2 separate regions of the Mus musculus genome follow, and region 2 is linked to region 1. Evidence: chromatin loops called from intact Hi-C (ENCODE). Cell type or tissue: heart. All regions are shown on one strand. Each heading gives the region's core, and the rest is flanking DNA. Links, peaks and the distances in the headings are about the cores only.

Region 1 (8,000 bases), core at 1-8,000:
AAAACAAAAGGATATACCTTCTCAGCACCTCATGGTACCTTCTCCAAAATTGACCACATAATTGGTCACAATACAAGCCTCAACATATACAAAAATATTGAAATTGTCCCATGCATCCTATCAGATCACCATGGAATAAAGCTGATCTTCAATAACAAAATAAATAATAGAAAGCCAACATTCACGTGGAAATGGAACAACACTCTTCTCAATGATACCTTGGTCAAGGAAGGAATAAAGAAAGAAATTAAGGACTTTTTGGAGTTTAATGAAAATGAAGCCACAACATACCCAAACTTGTGGGACAAAATGAAAGCATTTCTAAGAGGAAAACTCATAGCTCTGAGTGCCTCCAAAAAGAAACTAGAGAGAGCACACATTAGCAGCTTGACAACACACCTAAAAGCTCTAGAACAAAAGGAAGCAAATTCACCCAAGAGGAGTAGAAGGCAGGAAATAATCAAACTCAGGGGTGAAATCAACCAAGTGGAAACAAGAAGAACTATTCAAAGAATCAACCAATCAAGGAGCTGGTTCTTTGAGAAAATCAACAAGATAGATAAACCCTTAGCCAGACTCACTAAAGGGCAAAGGGAAAGCATCCTAATTAACAAAATAAGAAATGAAAAGGGAAACATAACAACAGATCCTGAAGAAATCCAAAACACTATCAGATTCTTCTACAAAAGGCTATACTCAACAAAACTGGAAAACCTGGATGAAATGGACAAGTTTCTAGACAGATACCAGGTACCAAAGGTAAATCAAGATCAGGTTAATGATCTAAACAGTCCTATATCCCCTAAAGAAATAGAAGCAGTCATTAATAGTCTCCCAAACAAAAAAAAGCCCAGGACCAGATGGGTTTAGTGCAGAGTTCTATCAGACCTTCAAAGAAGACCTAATTCCAGTTCTTCACAAACTATTCCACAAAATAGAAATGGAAGGTACTCTACCCAACTCATTCTATGAAACCACAACTACTCTGATACCTAAAACACGAAAAGAACCAACAAAGATAGAGAACTTCAGACCAATTTCCCTTATGAATATCGATGCAAAAATCCTCAATAAAGTTCTTGCTAACCGAATCCAAGAACACATCAAAACAATCATCCATCCTGACCAAGTAGGTTTCATCCCAGGGATGCAGGGATGGTTCAATATACAGAAATCCATCAACGTAATCCATTATATAAACAAACTCAAAGACAAAAACCACATGATCATCTCGTTAGATGCTGAGAAAGCATTTGACACAATCCAACACCCATTCATGATAAAAGTCTTGGAAAGATCAGGAATTCAAGGCCCATACCTAAACATGATAAAAACAATCTACAGCAAACCAATAGCTAACATCAAAGTAAATGGTGAAAAGCTGGAAGCAATCCCACTAAAATCAGGGACTAGACAAGGCTATCCACTCTCGCCCTACCTATTCAACATTGTACTTGAAGTCCTAGCCAGAGCAATTAGACAACAAAAGAAGATCAAGGGGATACAAATTGGAAAGGAAGAAGTCAAAATATCACTTTTTGCAGATGATATGATAGTATATATAAGTGACCCTAAAAATTCCACCAGAGAACTCCTAAGCCTGATAAACAGCTTCAATGAAGTAGCCGGATATAAAATTAACTCAAACAAGTCAATGGCCTTTCTGTACACAAAGGATAAACAGGCTGAGAAAGAAATTAGGGAAACAACACCCTTCTCAATAGTCACAAATAATATAAAATGCCTTGGCATGACTCTTAACTAAGGAAGTGAAAGATCTGTATGATAAGAACTTCAAGTCTCTGAAGAAAGAAATTAAAGAAGATCTCAGAAGATGGAAAGATCTCCCATGCTCATGGATTGGCAGGATCAACATTGTAAAAATGGCTATCTTGCCAAAAGCAATCTACAGATTCAATGCAATCACCATCAAAATTCCAACTCAATTCTTCAACGAATTAGAAAGGGCAATCGGCAGATTCATCTGGAATAACAAAAAACCTAGGATAGCAAAAACTCTTCTTAAGGATAAAAGAACCTCTGGTGGAATCAACATACTGGACCTAAAACTGTACTACAGAGCAATTGTGATAAAAACTGCATGGTACTGGTATAGTGACAGATAAGTAGACCAATGGAACAGAATTGAAGACCCAGAGATGAACCCACACACCTATGGTCACTTGATCTTTGACAAGGGAGCTAAAACCATCCAGTGGAAAAAAGACAGCATTTTCAACAAATGGTGCTGGCACAATTGGCGGTTATCATGTAGAAGAATGCGAATTGATCCATTTCTATCTCCTTGTACTAAGGTCAAATCTAAGTGGATTAAGGAACTCCACATAAAACCAGAGACACTGAAACTTATAGAGGAGAAAGTAGGGAAAAGTCTTGAAGACATGGGTACAGGGGGGAAATTCCTGAATAGAACAGCAATGGCTTGTGCTGCAAGATCGAGAATCGATAAATGGGACCTCATAAAATTGCAAAGCTTCTGCAAAGCAAAAGACACCGTCAATAAGACAAAAAGGCCACCAACAGATTGGGAAAGGATCTTTACCTATCCCAAATCGGATAGGGGACTAATATCCAATATATATAAAGAACTCAAGAAGGTGGACTCCAGAAAATCAAATAACCCCATTAAAAAATGGGGCTCAGAGCTGAACAAAGAATTCTCACCTGAGGAATACCGAATGGCAGAGAAACACCTGAAAAAATCCTTAATCATCAGGGAAATGCAAATCAAAGCAACCCTGAGATTCCACTTTACTCCAGTCAGAATGGCTAAGATCAAAAACTCAGGTGACAGTAGATGCTGGTGAGGATGTGAAGAAATCCCATTGTTGGTGGGATTGCCAGCTTGTACAACCACTCTGGAAATCAGTCTGGCGGTTCCTCAGAAAATTGGACATAGTACCCCCGGAGGATCCCGCAATACCTCTCCTGGGCATATATCCAGAAGATGTCCCAACCGGTAAGAAGGACACATGCTCCACTATGTTCAAGCAGCCTTATTTATAATAGCCAGAAGCTGGAAAGAACCCAGATGCCCCGCAACAGAGGAATGGATACAGAAAATGTAGTACATTTACACAATGGAATACTACTCAGCTATTAAAAAAAATGAATTTATGAAATTCCTAGGCAAATGGATGGACCTGGAGGGCATCATCCTGAGTGAGGTAACCCAATCACAAAGGAACTCACACAATATGTACTCACTGATAAGTGGCTATTAGCCCAGAAACTTAGGATACCCAAGATATAAGATACAACTTGCTAAACGCATGAAATTCAAGAAGAAGGAAGACCAAAGTGTGGACACTCTACCCCTTCCTAGAAATGGGAACAAAACACCCATGGAAGGAGTTACAGAGACAAAATTTGGAGCTGTGACAAAAAGATGGACCATCTAGTGATTGCCATATGCAGGGATCCATCTCATAATCAGCTTCCAAACGCTGACACCATTGCACACACTAGCAAAATTTTGCTGAAAGGACCCAGATATAGCTCTCTCTTGTGAGACTATGCCGGGGCCTAGCAAATACAGAAGTGGATGATCACAGTCAGCTATTGGATGGGTCACACGGCCCCCAATGCAGGAGCTAGAGATATTACCCAAGGAGCTAAAGGGAACTGCAACCCTATAGGTGGAACAACAATATGAACTAACCAGTACCTGGGAGCTCTTGTCTTTAGCTGCATATGTATCAAAAGATGGCCTAGTCGGCCATCACTGCAAAGAGAGGCCCATTGGACTTGCCAACTTTAGATGCCCCAGTACAGGGGAACAAAAAGCCAGGGCCAAAAAGGGGGAGTGGGTGGGTAGGGGATTGGGGGGGTGGGTATGGGGGACCTTTGGGATAGCATTGAAAATGTAAACGAGGAAAATACCTAATTAAAAAAAAACAGTAAAAAAAAAAAAGTAAGTGAAGAAGAAACCGGACCTCTAGCCTACACGTATATATGCATGCAACTGAACATATGTGCACATGTGCATGCGCGCGTGTGCACACATGGACTGTATTTAGATATTGTGGTATTCAAACGCTCATAGATTTTTATTTTCCTAAGAATTTGCTCAAATCTAAGGTTTGCCAGTAGGGGGTAGTAGAGAGTAAAAATGACTGTGCAGGAGAGTAAGGAAACAGTGATCCCAGAAGGATCTTTTCTTCAGCCCTAGGCTCGGGGCAGCCCATCATCAAGGGAATCTGAGCTAAGTTGTAACTGTGTATTTCATTCTCCAAATCTCAAATAGTTTAACTAAGACACCCTCACACAAGCATGCACACCTACACACTCACACACACATTCAAACCAAACCCCACGTCAAGCCACGTAAAACGAGACAGGGCTGGGTTCATTTCTTGTTTCCATTTTCTGCTCAGTAACAGTTCTTACTTTGAGATGTTATTAGTGTTATATTACACTTGTCATTGACTAATTACACTTGTCATTCCTCCGAGGTCCTTAATTATTGCAGAGCTAAGACTTCCCCTAAGGAGATCCACCTCCTTTCCTCACTGTGTCTGGTTCAGGGCCGTTTCGTCCTAGTGGGTGGGCTATGTTTTACTCTAGATGCAGAGATCCACATGGTAGTTCTGTGGCCCTTTACTTTTTTTTAAACCACAAACTATGCCTTTCTCTCCCTCTCCCTCTCCCTCTCCCTCCCTTTCCTCCTCCCCCTCCCCCTCTCTTTCTCCCCAGAGAGGGCAATGTCCTGGTGCTTCTGTGCAGGAGGGCTTCTCTCCACTCTGCCGTGGAAGTGTGGCCAAAGGCCTAGGCTGTTAGGATGCTAAAGAAAACTTTGTTTACCTCTATTTTTAAAAGATAAGCTTTAAAAAGACAAGCATGAGCTACGGAGCTGTCCCTGTGGGCAAAGCAGGTGTGTGAGGGTGAAGAACTGAGCCCAGATGCTCTGGAGGCAGAGGCAGGGGACCATGGGGCAAGTTGGGTAACTAAAGATAGCTAAACTAGCCGGATTGGCTGGCTCTGGGTTCAAGTGAGAGACCCTGTCTCAAAAGGCAGGCTGGAGAATGATCAATGAAGACACTTGTCATCACCCTCTGACCTGCACACACACACACAATGTACACTTACAAATACACACATACACATGCACACACACCACTCACACACATACACATACTTATGAACATACAAACACATGGACACACACATAAACATACACACATACAAACACACACTCATACACACTTATAAATACACACACACATAGTTACGAAGTTACATACACCACTCACACACATATACACATTCCACACACATATGTTTATGCACACACACACTTATGCACATACAAGAAAGAAGATAATTTTTAAGAGATAATAAAAGTGATCTATGTTTTCTAATCAAAATCATTATAGCTTTAGTATTTTTACTTTCAAAAGTAAAGATGTCTAAAATCCAAAAAGTGCTGTAAACTAAAATAACTCACGCAAGCTCAGTTGAAAAATCCAGTTGGGCCAGGAGGGGTGTTGCACACCTTTAATCCCAGCACTTGGGAGCAAGGGGTAGGTGGATCTCTGAGTTCTCATCCAGCCTGGACTACACAGTTAGTTCATACACAGCCTAAAGTACATAGAGGGACCCTTCTCAAAAAAAGGATAAAAAGCCCAGTGGGAAAACTTTGTCTTTTGGTGCTGTGGGTGGAGAACAGTCGCTGTGTGCCTTGCTTGGTGTAATATTAAAGTGGTGATTCCTTCACGCACAGTTTTCATCTGCTGTATGTCATATTGTTTTAAAACTTGAAATATTAGCTAGGCTGTGGTGGTGCACGCCCTTAATCCCAGCACTCAAGAGGAAGAGGCAGGTGGATCTCTCAGTTCAAGGCCAACCTGATCTACAGCGTGAGTTCCAGGACAGGAAACGTTACACAGAGAAAACCTGTCTGGAAGAACCTTGAAATATTTACCACCATTACTTCCGGGTTCTCCCATTCAGTGAGTTTTCTGTTTGCCTGCCCACTGGATGCCTGAGTAAAGATATAAAGAAGAAAGACAAATACCTCCTCCTCCCTCAGAGCTTATCCTCTGCATTCCTCAGAAACACCAACTTCATAGTCTTTTGTTTGACGTAGGAGAGCATGTCCCCAATAATTGTATAATCCTTGGGTGGGTGATGGAAGGACTAGATCCCAGAGAGAGACACCGAGTCTCATAGACGGAACCAATGTCAGTGATAAAATTCAACAAAAGGGCCTTCAACCCCAGAGGTCTGACTGAGGGCTGCCTCAGATGAGCGTTGCCTATAGACAGCTACAGAATTAGCCTTCTGCCCATCTCAATATTATTTCATACCTTCTTTTATTTGTGGGGTTGACATTAGTTGATGCTGGAGAGCCCGGATGACATCTTCTGCTTCGAGTTCTGTCCAAGTGACCCCAATATCATCGCCGGAGGCTGCATTAACGGACAGGTACTTAGGAATTGTCTTTATATGTTTACTAATGCTGTAAGGCACCTTGATGCCGGTAGCTTTAGAACTTAAGTGTTCAGTGTGGCACAGAGAAGGCATGTTGGCCATATGTTAATCACTATGCCAGAACTTGGGTAGAAAGGTGCATGCATCAGACATGGGTTTGGAACTGGAGGTGCTCACAGGATAATTCAGCCAGAATAACCAGACTCAGCCGACTCTATTTCTTTCATTTACACAACCCAGACCCGCCTGCCTAAGGTGGGGCCTCCCACAGTGGTCTGTGCCATTTTACATCAATTAGCAATCAAAAAAATGCCCGTAGACATACGCACGGGCCACTCTGACCTAATCAACTCCTAGGTTCCCCTCTTACCAAAATGACTCTAGTTTACGTCAATCTGACAATAAACATTAACCAATGTTGCAAGCTGCAAACATCATTACCTCTCATAAGAGACCATTGCTGGAATTTCCCTGAAGCTATTTATGAGTTATGAAATAATATAGAATCCAAATAGAAGTTTAGTGGGAAATACACATCATCAAAGTTGGATGTGCTTGGTACCACGTCTGCTTGGTTTTTCTTCTAAGATATCTAACTTCTGCCACATTGAGATTCTGCCCTCCAATATTGTTGTATTGGGGAAGCAAAAATACAAACCTCTAAAGCCGTTCTAATGAGCTAAGCTTCAGGTCATTTCGATCCAGTGCGCTTGGCTATTGGAAAAATCACTTAAGGTACAGAATGAAGCCACAGAGGGTCCCAGCGCGTGCAAAGTTTGATCCCTAGCACTTCCTAAACAGTGTGGTGGTGCACATCTCACTCCTAGCGCTTGGGAGGCAGAGGCACGAGGATCCAGAGTGGTAAGGTCATCCTTGGCCCCACAGACAATCCAAGATCAGCTTGGACTGCCTGAGACCTTGTCCCAGTTAATAAAACAAAATAAAGGGTTCTGGCCTTTCTGCGTGTGACTAAAAGAGCTTCCTTAGCTAAGCTTTTTATGGAAGCAGCTTCCAGGTTTCATTTCCCCAGAGCAGCAGGAAAATTAGGAAAGCAAATGTCCCCATGGTTTTTGTTCAACAGCTGCTGAGATCCTAATAATGACCCAGAGCCATTTGCTAAGCCAAGAACACCCAAAGTGCCTTTGCATGTGTAACAAGAATGGTGTGACTGGTGTAGAGTATTTTGGGAAAGGGCATAATAAAATAAAGTCACCCATGGCTCTCCCATATCGGCCTTCGTTAATGTTTTCTTTTTGTTCGGGCATGCTGTTTAGCTGCTGACGACTGCCCTGGCTTCCTGTTGTATATTCTACTTTGTTCTTGTTTTTAAAAGAAAGACCCTCTGGTAACATACAAATTCTGGGTCAGGAACTAAGATAATTTGTCTGCCTTTCTTCCCCCATGATTGGATGTCTGTACTTCATTCTTGAGAATCTGGGTAAAGTCCGTTCCTCCCCAGGTCTGAAGCAAGCTGTACCTAGATTCAGAGCGGAACAAAATCTCCCCCAAAGCCTGGGAAGTGCACGATGTTTGTCTTGCAGTTAATT
Region 2 (10,289 bases), core at 898-8,897, 120 kb after region 1:
ATTGTTTTGCTGATAAGAATGAATGCTTTTCCCTTTTCTGTTTATCAGTAGTTACTTTCTTTTTCTTTTCTTAACTTTATTTATTTATTTATTTATTTAATATATGTAAATACACCGTTACTGTCTTCAGGCACACCAGGAGAGGGAATCAAATACCATCACCAATGGTTGTGAGCCACCATGTGGTTGCTGGGAATTGAACTCAGGACCTCTGGAAGAGCAGTCAGTGCTCTTAATTACTGAGCCATCTCTTCAGTCCCTATAGCATCTATTTTCGAAATAAAAAAAAAAAAAAGACATTGCACTTTTCTAATCCTGAGTGCTGGGATTAAAGGTGTACGCTACCACGTACAGGGTGTGCTGAAATGAATTCTAAGTGCATATTCCTTGTGTAGGAGCACTGTAACTCTGAAGCTTGTGTGTGGTAGCCTAAGGACACATCTTGGCTTCACTGCTTTCTCTGTGTTAGCTCCTTGTTGTCTCTGGCTCTCAGCTTCCTTGCTCAGGGGTTATAAAAAGTATTGAATATATTTTTTGAATATACATGTACTTAGATTGGGCACATTCCACTCTTAAAGACTGAGCATTCAAGGATGATCTGATCAGAAGTCATCAGTCACAAGCCTTGAGTAACCACACTGCAGGGCAGTGTGGGAGAGCTTGTTTCAAGTTTCTTAAGGTGTTCAAGGAAGTAAGACAGAGAAAACACACTTGGTCAGTTAAAGTGGGAAGCTGTTAGGTGTTTGTTGTAGCTGTCGGTTACATTTATTTTTGCTATTTCTGTTGGGTTTTGCTTTGAGTATGAGGTAACTCAGGTCTGGGAGTCAGCTCTGCCCACTGGCCTTCCAATTAAAATAATTTTAAATGCAGGACTAGATGCATGTATACATAGGAAGCTCTTAGGAAACATTTGATATGTTCTAAATCTCAAAAGAATGTTAGCATTAGTGGCCTGATTTCAGTCATGGAGCTCAATATGGTGGTAGCTCTTGGTAGGCTGAGGCAGGGGGATTTCCAGTTTGAAATACTAACATCCTATGTCAAAACAACAAAAACAAAAACAAAAGTGAGAGTGTCATGGAAAATTCTAGAAAGTGCTCATCGTGATAAAAAGCCCATTAAGATAGACAGACCACTGTGATAGACAGCCCAATGTGATAGACAGCTCACTGTGATAGACAGCACACTGTGATAGACAACCCATTGTGATAGATAGCCCACTGTGAAAGACAGCCAATTGTGATAGATAGCCCACTGTGATAGACAACCCATTGTGACAGACAGCCCACTGTGATAGACAGCCCAATGTGATAGACAGCCCATTGTGACAGACAGCCCACTGTGATAGACAGCCCAATGTGATAGACAGCCCACTGTGATAGACAGTCAACTGTGATAGATAGCCCAATATTATAGACAGCCCACTGTGATAGACAGCCAATTGTGATAGACAGCCTACTATGACAGACAACCCATTGTGATAAACAGTCAACTGTGATAAACAGCCCACTGTGATAGACAGCCCATTGTGATAGACAGCCCACTGTGATAGACAGCCCATTGTGATAGACAGTCAACTCTGATAGTCCACTATGGCAGACAACCCATTGTGATAGACAGCCCACTGTGATAGACAGCCAATTGTGATAGACAGCCTACTATGACAGACAACCCATTGTGATAAACAGTCAACTGTGATAAACAGCCCACTGTGATAGACAGCCCATTGTGATAGACAGCCCACTGTGATAGACAGCCCATTGTGATAGACAGCCCACTGTGATAGACAGCTCATTGTGATAGACAGTCAACTCTGATAGTCCACTATGGCAGACAACCCATTGTGATAGACAGTCAATTCTGATAGACCGTCCACTATGGCAGACAACCCATTGTGATAGACAGCCCACTGTGATAGACAGTCCACTATGATAGACAACCCATTGTGATAGACAGTCAACTGTGATAGACAGCCCACTGTGATAGACGGCCCACTGTGATAGACAGTCAACTCTGATAGACAGTCCACTATGGCAGACAACCATGTGATAGACAGTCAACTGTGATAGACAGCCCACTGTGACAGATAGTTAGCTCCTGGGTCTTTCAGTGCAACTTTTAGACTTAAATACTCTAATGACATCCTGTGTTGGAGAAAGACAAGGAATATACCTGCATAACCAATGCTGCTAACATAACAAAGGTTTATATCTCACTCCACATAGCCAACGTGTTCCACAGAGCCTCTTCAGGACCCAGCTCAACAGATCTTGCACTGGCTTTAGGGGAAGAGACCAGGGAGACTTCCCATCCAGCTGTCAGATGGTTTTTAACTGACTGCCCTTGAGGCCAGTCATGAGGCCTGGATTGCCTTCAAAAGAGCTGGGACTTGTCTACCTTCCAATCAGAGAGGAGTACCAGACATGGGCAAAGAATCACGGGCTCCACCTTATCCACTCAGCTAACACAGCACAGCACATCCAGTTCGTGGTGATGTATATTATACAGTAAGTTTTAGATTTTTGTTTATTTGACTTTTGAATCAGAGATTGGCTTTGAACTGGCTAAGCTAGTTTAAGAAAGACAACCTTGAAGTCCCCATCTCCTTACCCCCATCTCCAAAACACTGGGATTAGAGGCATGCAAGAATACACCTGGCTTTTGTTCATTAATTCGTTGATGGTTTAAGGCATATAATAAAAATTTCCATCAATGTTGTCCATTTAAAGAGTCTTACAGTTGAGGTTTATACGCATGACAAAGGTCAAACCACAGTACCAACACTGATAAAGGAACCGTTGGGACTCTTTTATCAGTTAAGTACTTCTAAACCCACACGGAAGGCAAAGAAAGAGCGGGAACAAAAGGACTTTTGCCTGAACTATCTCCCAGTTGTAAAATAGTTCCTGGGGTTGTCTAACATTTAGAGATAAGAAAACGAGGCCGGGGAGAGCGTAAGCCTTTAGCTGTTAGCCAGGGACAGGATAGACCCCAAGAGTGATATCACAGAGTAGCTGTGACATGCTCTCTAAGTGTCAAAGGAAAATCCACTGCCCCTAATTCTGGAGCCCTGTTCTGTTCCCCTCTACCAAAGGAGTCATTTTCTTATCACTGCCAGGAATGACAAATGGCGTCAAAGCATATGCTGGCCTCTAGACTCTCTCGGTAGAGCAAGTAGCTGTGTGTCTTCCCAGCTCTTCTTATCCTGGCCCCTGTTAAATGTCTCCAGCTTGTGGGCTTCCCTCCCCCAGCTGCTCATTCCCACATAACCTTGGCATTTTGGCTTTGTGCTCTCCTGGTTCTCTCTCTTGTCTTCTCTTGGGCCCCTCTCTCTTGCCCCTCTCTCACTCCCCTCCCCACCGCCCATGGTCCATCCAGTCTGCTGGTCTTACTCAGTGTGCGACATTTTCTCCCACTCTGGACTCTTCCAGATGCCTCTGGCTGTACTCTCTCTCATACCTACAATAAAAACCTTCCCCTTGGGCTGGGCATGGCACACGCCTTTAATCCCAGCCCTCAGGAGGCAGAGGCAGGCAGATTTCTGAGTTCGAGGCCAGCCTGGTCTACAAAGTGACTTCCAGGACAGCCAGGGCTACACAGAGAAACTCTGTCTCAAATAACCAACAAAACAAAGCAAAGCAAAACAAAACAAACAAACCAACCAACCAAACCAAAAAAAAAAAAACCAACCTTCCCCTTAACCATACCTTGGCGAGGTCAAGTCCTCACTTTATACAATAAACAAGCTAGGATCCAAAGCCTAGTGAAGCTCTACAGTAATTGAAGATCCCCCCTCCCCCACCTCCATATCCTCATTTTTTTTGTTTGTTTGTTTTCGAGACAGGGTTTTTCTGTGTAGCCCTGGCTGTCCTGGCGTGCGCCACCACACCCAGCCCATAGCCTCAGTTTAATGCGAATGAACAGTCCGTGTTTTCAGGGCTGATTGGCTTTTCATAGTCATCACTCAGGGACTTCAGTCCCTCTCGGGGACTCAGTCATCTCTCAGCGTGTCTCTGAATCACTTTCCTGGGCTTGTCACCAAAAGGAGGTTAGCACATCCACACTCTAGTCAGCCAGAAAGGGGAGGACACTGAAGGGGGCGGATCTAGGCTCTGGCTTTGAAACCTTAGGGAAAACAGGAGGAGGAAGGACAAAAAGGAGACAGTGCATCGCTTTGTGGTAGGAGAGAGGGGTTGAGAGTAGGGGACTTAATCAGTCGAAAACGTAAAGATGACTCCATCGCTGTGACAGAAGACTGGAGGCAGCTGGCTTATAGAAAAGCACATTTTAGCTCATGGTCCAGGGTTTTCAGCTGGTGGTCACTTGGCCCTGTCCTCTGGGCTTGTGGTGAAGTAGAACATCATGGTGCTAAGTACACGGCGGGGCAAAGTCATTAACTCACGGTGGCTGGGAAGCAAAAGAGAGGAAGGATCTGGACCCCCGGGGGGGGGGGGTCCCTTCAGGACGAATGCCTGTGACATCATTTCCTTCCACAAGGTCCTGCCTTCTAAAGGCACCACCACTTCCTGGTAATGACACAGGCTGGTGACTGAGCCTTTCAACATGTGAGCCCTTGGGGACATTTAACGTACAGTCAGAGGACAGACTGCTGTCTCCTCTCTCTCTGCAACTTCTTTTATCTTAAGTGAACTGAGGAGAAGAGAAACCCAGAGGGCTTGTCAGTGAATGAGCACTTCATGATTGTGTGGTTAAAGGGTGCTGAAAAGGGAGCCATGTTCCCGGCCTGGAAGAGTTAAACAAGCCGAGGGGGTTCAGGGCTGAAGGGGGTGCTGAGGCTGAGGCTGAGGGTCTCAGGTAGGTTGGATTTTCTATTTAGCCAAACAGTCAGGAAAATATTTTCCTAAGCCACATGCAGTGGCTGTAATCCCAGCACTGAGCTAGGATGCTTACTAAGCATTGAGAGGCTGAGGCAGGAGAATTCCTAGTTTGAGGTCAACCTGTGCTACAAAGGAAGTTTGAGGCCGTGATGAGCTACACATTGAGTCCCTGTATTAATAAAAGAGCAAATTTAAACCTATTTCACCTACTTTTATATTGTAATAATTGTGATTTTTAAGTATACACTGCTGTCCTGTAAACCAACATGATAACACTGTAATGGCAGGGAAGCCATTACAAACACACTGCTGTTTCCATTCCGGTCGGGGCAATTAAGGAGGGGCTTTTATCGCGACTTCAGTAACTGGGAGAATTTCATTCATAAGAAAATGTTTCAAAGATAAGGCAAGGGGCGGGTGAAGAAGAAAGCATCATGGGGGTTGGGGGAGGGGTCAGGAGGAAGACTCGTGCGGGTTTTATCTCTGACAGGATGGTGACTTTTGCTGTTTCCTGCCTTCAAGAGTGTTGTAGGATTTTTGTGTTTTCTAGAGACAGTTTCACTCTGTTGCGCATGCTGGCCTGGAACCTGCCCTCTAGCTCAAGCTGGCCTCAGACTCACAGTGCCCCAGCTGCTTCCCATATGAAATGCAAGGCTCTCCTGCGCTCTGCAGATGTCATAAGCCAATTAGGCAGGTGTGACAGATGCGGCCAGCTCGGAGGCGACTGAAATGTGATTCCCTGGCTAGGAGGGAGACTGGGTCCTGTTACTCCTCCTGAGAGATCCTCTCTTGGGCACTGCTTTTTAACCCTCAGACAGACTCTATCAGGAGCTGGGGCTGAGAGATTTCCTCAGCCCTTCAAACCGGGATGAGCAGGTGGCATCCTTCTGTAGGAGCGGGGAGAAGTGCCTGTACTCTCTTCTCGGGGTAGCTCAGGCTGCCTCCAGCAGCAAGGAAAACCCGGATCTAAGGGATGCTCTAGCGCTCCAGGCAGTTGCCAGTTTTTTAGCAGCCTCTAGCTCCACCTAAGGTTTGTCTCTGCTAATTGCCACCCTGTTTTAGTAAAATAAAAGTTGCGGGAGTGGAGGGGAGGGGCCGGTTTACTTGCTTTTTTTTTTTTTTTTTTTTTTTCTTCTGGAGTGTTCTTTTCACTCCAAATTTGTCTTTCCTCCATTTCAGTCATCGATTTCTATTGCCGAAAGCAAAACGACCAGGTTCTCAACGGAAGCACAGACGAGGGCCGCTTTTGAAGCGGTCTAAAAACAGGAGCATGGTTTTTGGGAAGAGCTAAAAGAGGGCCTAGAAGAAACGCCACGTTCTTGGTACAAAGAGGTAGTTTGTGGTAGGAAGCTTAACATTTAGAATTTCAAGGTGCACAGAAACATTGAAAGCGGTTATTCAAATGTAGCCTCACGAAGTTAGCTGAAGCTGGGCATAGTGGCTCATATAACCCTCAAATGGAAGAGGTGGAGGCAGGGGGATCAGGAGTTTAAGGTCATCCTCCACCAGGTACTTAGAAGACTACCTGAGCTCCATGAGACTAAGCTCGAGGTCCCGCCAACCCCCAACAGGAGAAGAAGTTAGGAGCACAAATTCAAGCCAATCAAAGAACTCTAAGCGTTTATGATTTCATGTTGAAAACTTAAAAAAGGCAAATTCATGATCAACACTCTTACCAAAGACTTAAAATGCCCACTATAGTGTTATTTATTGTGGTAAATTTTTTTGAGAAGCTTTATTGTCTGGTAACTAAATGATAAATTATGATACAATGAACTTGAATACTTGTAAATAGTTTTAAAACCATTTTGTGTGTGTGTACATGCATGTGTGTGCGCATACGTGCCCTAATCTATATATGTGCACCATAATCATGCAGGTGCCCTCAAAGTCCAGAGAAGGTGCTAGAGTCCCTGGAACAGATGGTTGTGAGCCATTCAATATTGGTGGTGGGACCAGAACCTAGGCCGTCTGCAAGAGCAGCAAGTGCTCTTAACGGCTGAGCCATCTCTCTAGCACCCCAAAAATAGATTTTTGAAAAATCCTTGCAGGACTGAAAAGGTTAAATGTTAAATAAAAGAATATTGATCTTGTCTAGCATATCTATGTACCTGATATATGTAGAAAATTAAGAGAATAGTAGATTTTCTGCCTATAGTTGCTTCCTGTTTCTTTTCTTTTCTTTTCTTTTTTGGTTTTTCGAAACAGGGTCCTGTGTCTATTTTTAGAACATCTACAGTGATCAATTATCATTTTTCATTATCAGGAAAACTTTTGTGACTATTAATATTACAATGTTATATCTAACATTGATATAATGAGAATTAATTGAAGCAACTGGACTTAGGAATAATAAGGTGTATTTTGGGTGTAAATGTTCTGGTTTTTGAAAAGACTAAATATATTTGTAGGAAAACAATAACAGCAAACCCCAAACACAAGCATGTAGACTTTGTGTGTGTGCTTCTGTGGCACACAGGCTGTTTCCCTAGCTTGAGACATTTCTGTGAGACCACTGATACACATTCTCTCTCACTACTCACCAAATTCCCACAATTCCCATTGGAAAATGAGTTGAAATCCTGAAAATAACAAGAAAATCTGAATGCTCCATAAGCCACTCTCTTCAGTGCCAGCTTGTATGCTCTGAAATCAACTCCCAGGGCAAGCAGATGAAGTGAGGAGCTGGGCCTTAGCTCCCTGGCCAGGGTGGCACGAGATCGCCTTTCTAGGGTTACAGTGCAAACATAAGTGGAAAAAGAGCAGAAAAGCCAGGTAGCTTATAACCAGCCAGAACCCACTGGGCGAATTCAGCACCCTCTAAGACAGTTTAAAATACACAAAAATACAGTTTATCTAGAAAAAGCCATTTACCACGGAATTATTTAAGTTAGCATCTCTGGTTGGCTCCAGAGGACCTGGAAATCTATTTCTTTCTCTCTTTTTAAAGATTTATTGATTTTATGCTGTGTGTACACCATCACTATCTTCAGACAGATCAGAAGAGGGCATCCGATCCCATTACAGATGGTTGAGAGCCACCATGTGGTTGCTGGGACTTGAACTCAGGACCTCTGGGAAACAATCAGTGTTCTTAACCTCTCAGCCATCTCTCCAGCCCTGAAATCTATTTTCAAACACACCAAAATCCTTTCCCATCCTGAAGCAGCTAGTCTGGGAGCCCGTTGGTGTGTAGTAGTGAACTCCAAGCTGTAGTTCAGAGTTCAGCCACTTATCTTTGGGGTTCAGACAGCCTGGAAACCCACAGTAAGCCCCTCTTCTGGGTGGCAGCCAGGCACGGGAAGGGAGCTTGAAAACGCAAAAGCACAAATACAAGGGCTTATTATTTTCTTTCCCAACTATGGAGCATTCAGGAAAAATTAACCCTCTCATTTGTTAACCTCAATGACAGGCTTCAACTGATCTGTAGCCTCAGACGGCACAGATAATTGCACTAATTAGTTTGTTAATGGAGGGACAGCAGGGCAGGGAGCTTCGGGGAACTCAAGTAATTAAGCTGAATTGAAGGATGAGGAGGAAGAGGGAGGAGTGGGAAGGAGGGAGGAGTGAGAGAAGTATGCAGAGAGGAGGAGCTGGAGGAGAAGGGGAGGAGGGATAAAAGCAATCAGGAGGAGGAAGGAGAGGGTAGGGTGAGCTGTCTTACAAACTTGACATGCAGGCTCCAGATGTATGGAAGAAATTCTATGGCAGGGCTCTTGGGCCACATTTCTTTTCTTTTCTTTTCTTTTCTTTTCTTTTCTTTTCTTTTCTTTTCTTTTCTTTTTCTTTCAGTTTTTCAAGACAGGGTTTCTCTGTGTAGCCCTGGCTGTCCTGGAACTCACTCTGTAGACCAGGCTGTCCTTGAACTCAGAGATCCACCTGCCTCTGACTTCAGAGTGCTGGGATTGAAGGTGTGTGCCACCACCGCCCCGGCTTGGACCACTTCATTCTTGTTAGTGTTAGGCCTCAAGGCTAAACGTGATGAGGAATGATGGGAACTTCCTGTGGGTAGTAAGAAAGCCACAGGGCACAGGGGTGTGTGTGTGTGTCTGTGTCTCTCTCTGTGTGTGTGTCTGTGTGTGTCTGTGTGTGTGTGTCTGTGTGTCTCTGTGTGTGTGTCTGTGTGTGTGTGAGTGTGTGTGTGTGGTGTGTGTGTGTGTGTGTGTGTGTGTGTGTGTGTGTTTGTATCTTGAAAGTGAAAAATAGGAAAAAAGCAACCAGGGGTTTAAAATTTCCCAAGTACTGACACCCTAGAGTTACTCCCACATCGGCTTGCTTGTCCTTTGCTGCCAGTCACTTCCTCACTTGGAAGTGATTGTTTAGTTATCCCATGGCACTTTCCTGTGGAGTGGAGTTCTAAATTTAAAACAGGAATCCAAAACTGCAAGGCTTGCCACAGCGGGTTGCTAGGATGGGAGTCTCCTTTAGGAGTAGAGGGAGGTAATTGGGCCAGGAGAATAGCTCTCTTTCTTCAATGGTACACATGGCATCAACTCCTCTGTTCCTTTCCCTTTTTCAGGAAATGGTAAACAGGCAAAGAGGGAGTTCCAGACCCCGTGGAGCAGAGCACTACAGACCTGCAGGAAGTGGCATTCCAAGTCTGGCTTCTAAGCCTGTCATTTCATGAGCCTAAAAAAGCAAAGCAATGCTCACACCAGAGACAGCATCAGTTGTGGGAAGGCTGCTCTCATACGTCCCGTGGGTGCTGGTGTCTAGGTGCTATGATTTTAAAACACAAGCCATAATTAGAAATGAAAGAGGAAACCGAACAGCTTTCAAGGAAAGGTTGTGGCTACCTGGAGACTTTTCGAGACACAGTGAGGGCTGGGTGGCATAGCTCCTTGCACATAAATGTGCATCCCTGGGTTTGATACCCATCATTGCCTCAAGCAAACAAGTGAAATGCTGAATGCACATGCGCAAGTGCACACACACACCACACACACACACACACACACACACACACACACACACACACACACACACGTACAGACAGACAGACATACACTACATGCCTACATTATCTGTCTGTGGTAGGGGTTGAACCCAGGTCCCTGTAGACCTTGCACACAGCAAACAAGCACCACTGAGCCACGCCCCTAGTGAGCCACACCCCTAGCCCTTGAAACCTAGTTTTGTATGAAGGATACAGGCTTACACTTGCTGCTTTACTTTAAGACTCTAAAGATCTTTCATTTTCTTTATCTATTTTCCAAGAGATATGGAAATGTGTATGTGGCCCTGGCTGTCCTGGAACTTGCTTTGTAGACCAGGTTGGCCCTCAAACTCAGAGATCAGCCTGCCTCTGGGATTAAAGGTGCACACAGTGGGTGGAGAGACAGCTCAGTGGTTAGAGGTCCCTGAGTCCAGTTCCCAGCAACCGCATGGTGGCTCACACCCATCTGTAATGGGACCTGATGCCCTCTTCTGGTGTGTCTGAAGAGAGCGACA

What was found. Peaks named below come from ENCODE experiments on the same cell type or tissue, not always from the same donor. Only the 100,000 strongest peaks of a DNase experiment are listed, where the experiment ranks them.
Region 2: a loop joins it to region 1, with 6 times the contacts of the local background. A loop is called at or near these places in 8 of 42 quality-filtered maps.

The regions. Positions count from the first base shown.
Region 1 is chr3:146,069,106-146,077,105 of GRCm38, reverse strand. Wdr63 (WD repeat domain 63) reads left to right here. Exons shown (of 23, transcript NM_172864.3): 11 at 6,358-6,447. Among named protein-coding and RNA genes, the nearest start is that of Wdr63, 35 kb to the left of the region's middle. In heart, for the core only: a CTCF peak has its summit at 4,104 (motif pointing right); no DNase peak of the experiment used is centred there.
Region 2 is chr3:145,945,753-145,956,041 of GRCm38, reverse strand. No RefSeq gene overlaps it. Among named protein-coding and RNA genes, the nearest start is that of 2410004B18Rik, 13 kb to the right of the region's middle. In heart, for the core only: a CTCF peak has its summit at 5,864; DNase peaks (open chromatin) are centred at 4,061, 4,491 and 5,781; H3K4me3 peaks cover 784 bases; H3K27ac peaks cover 3,456 bases.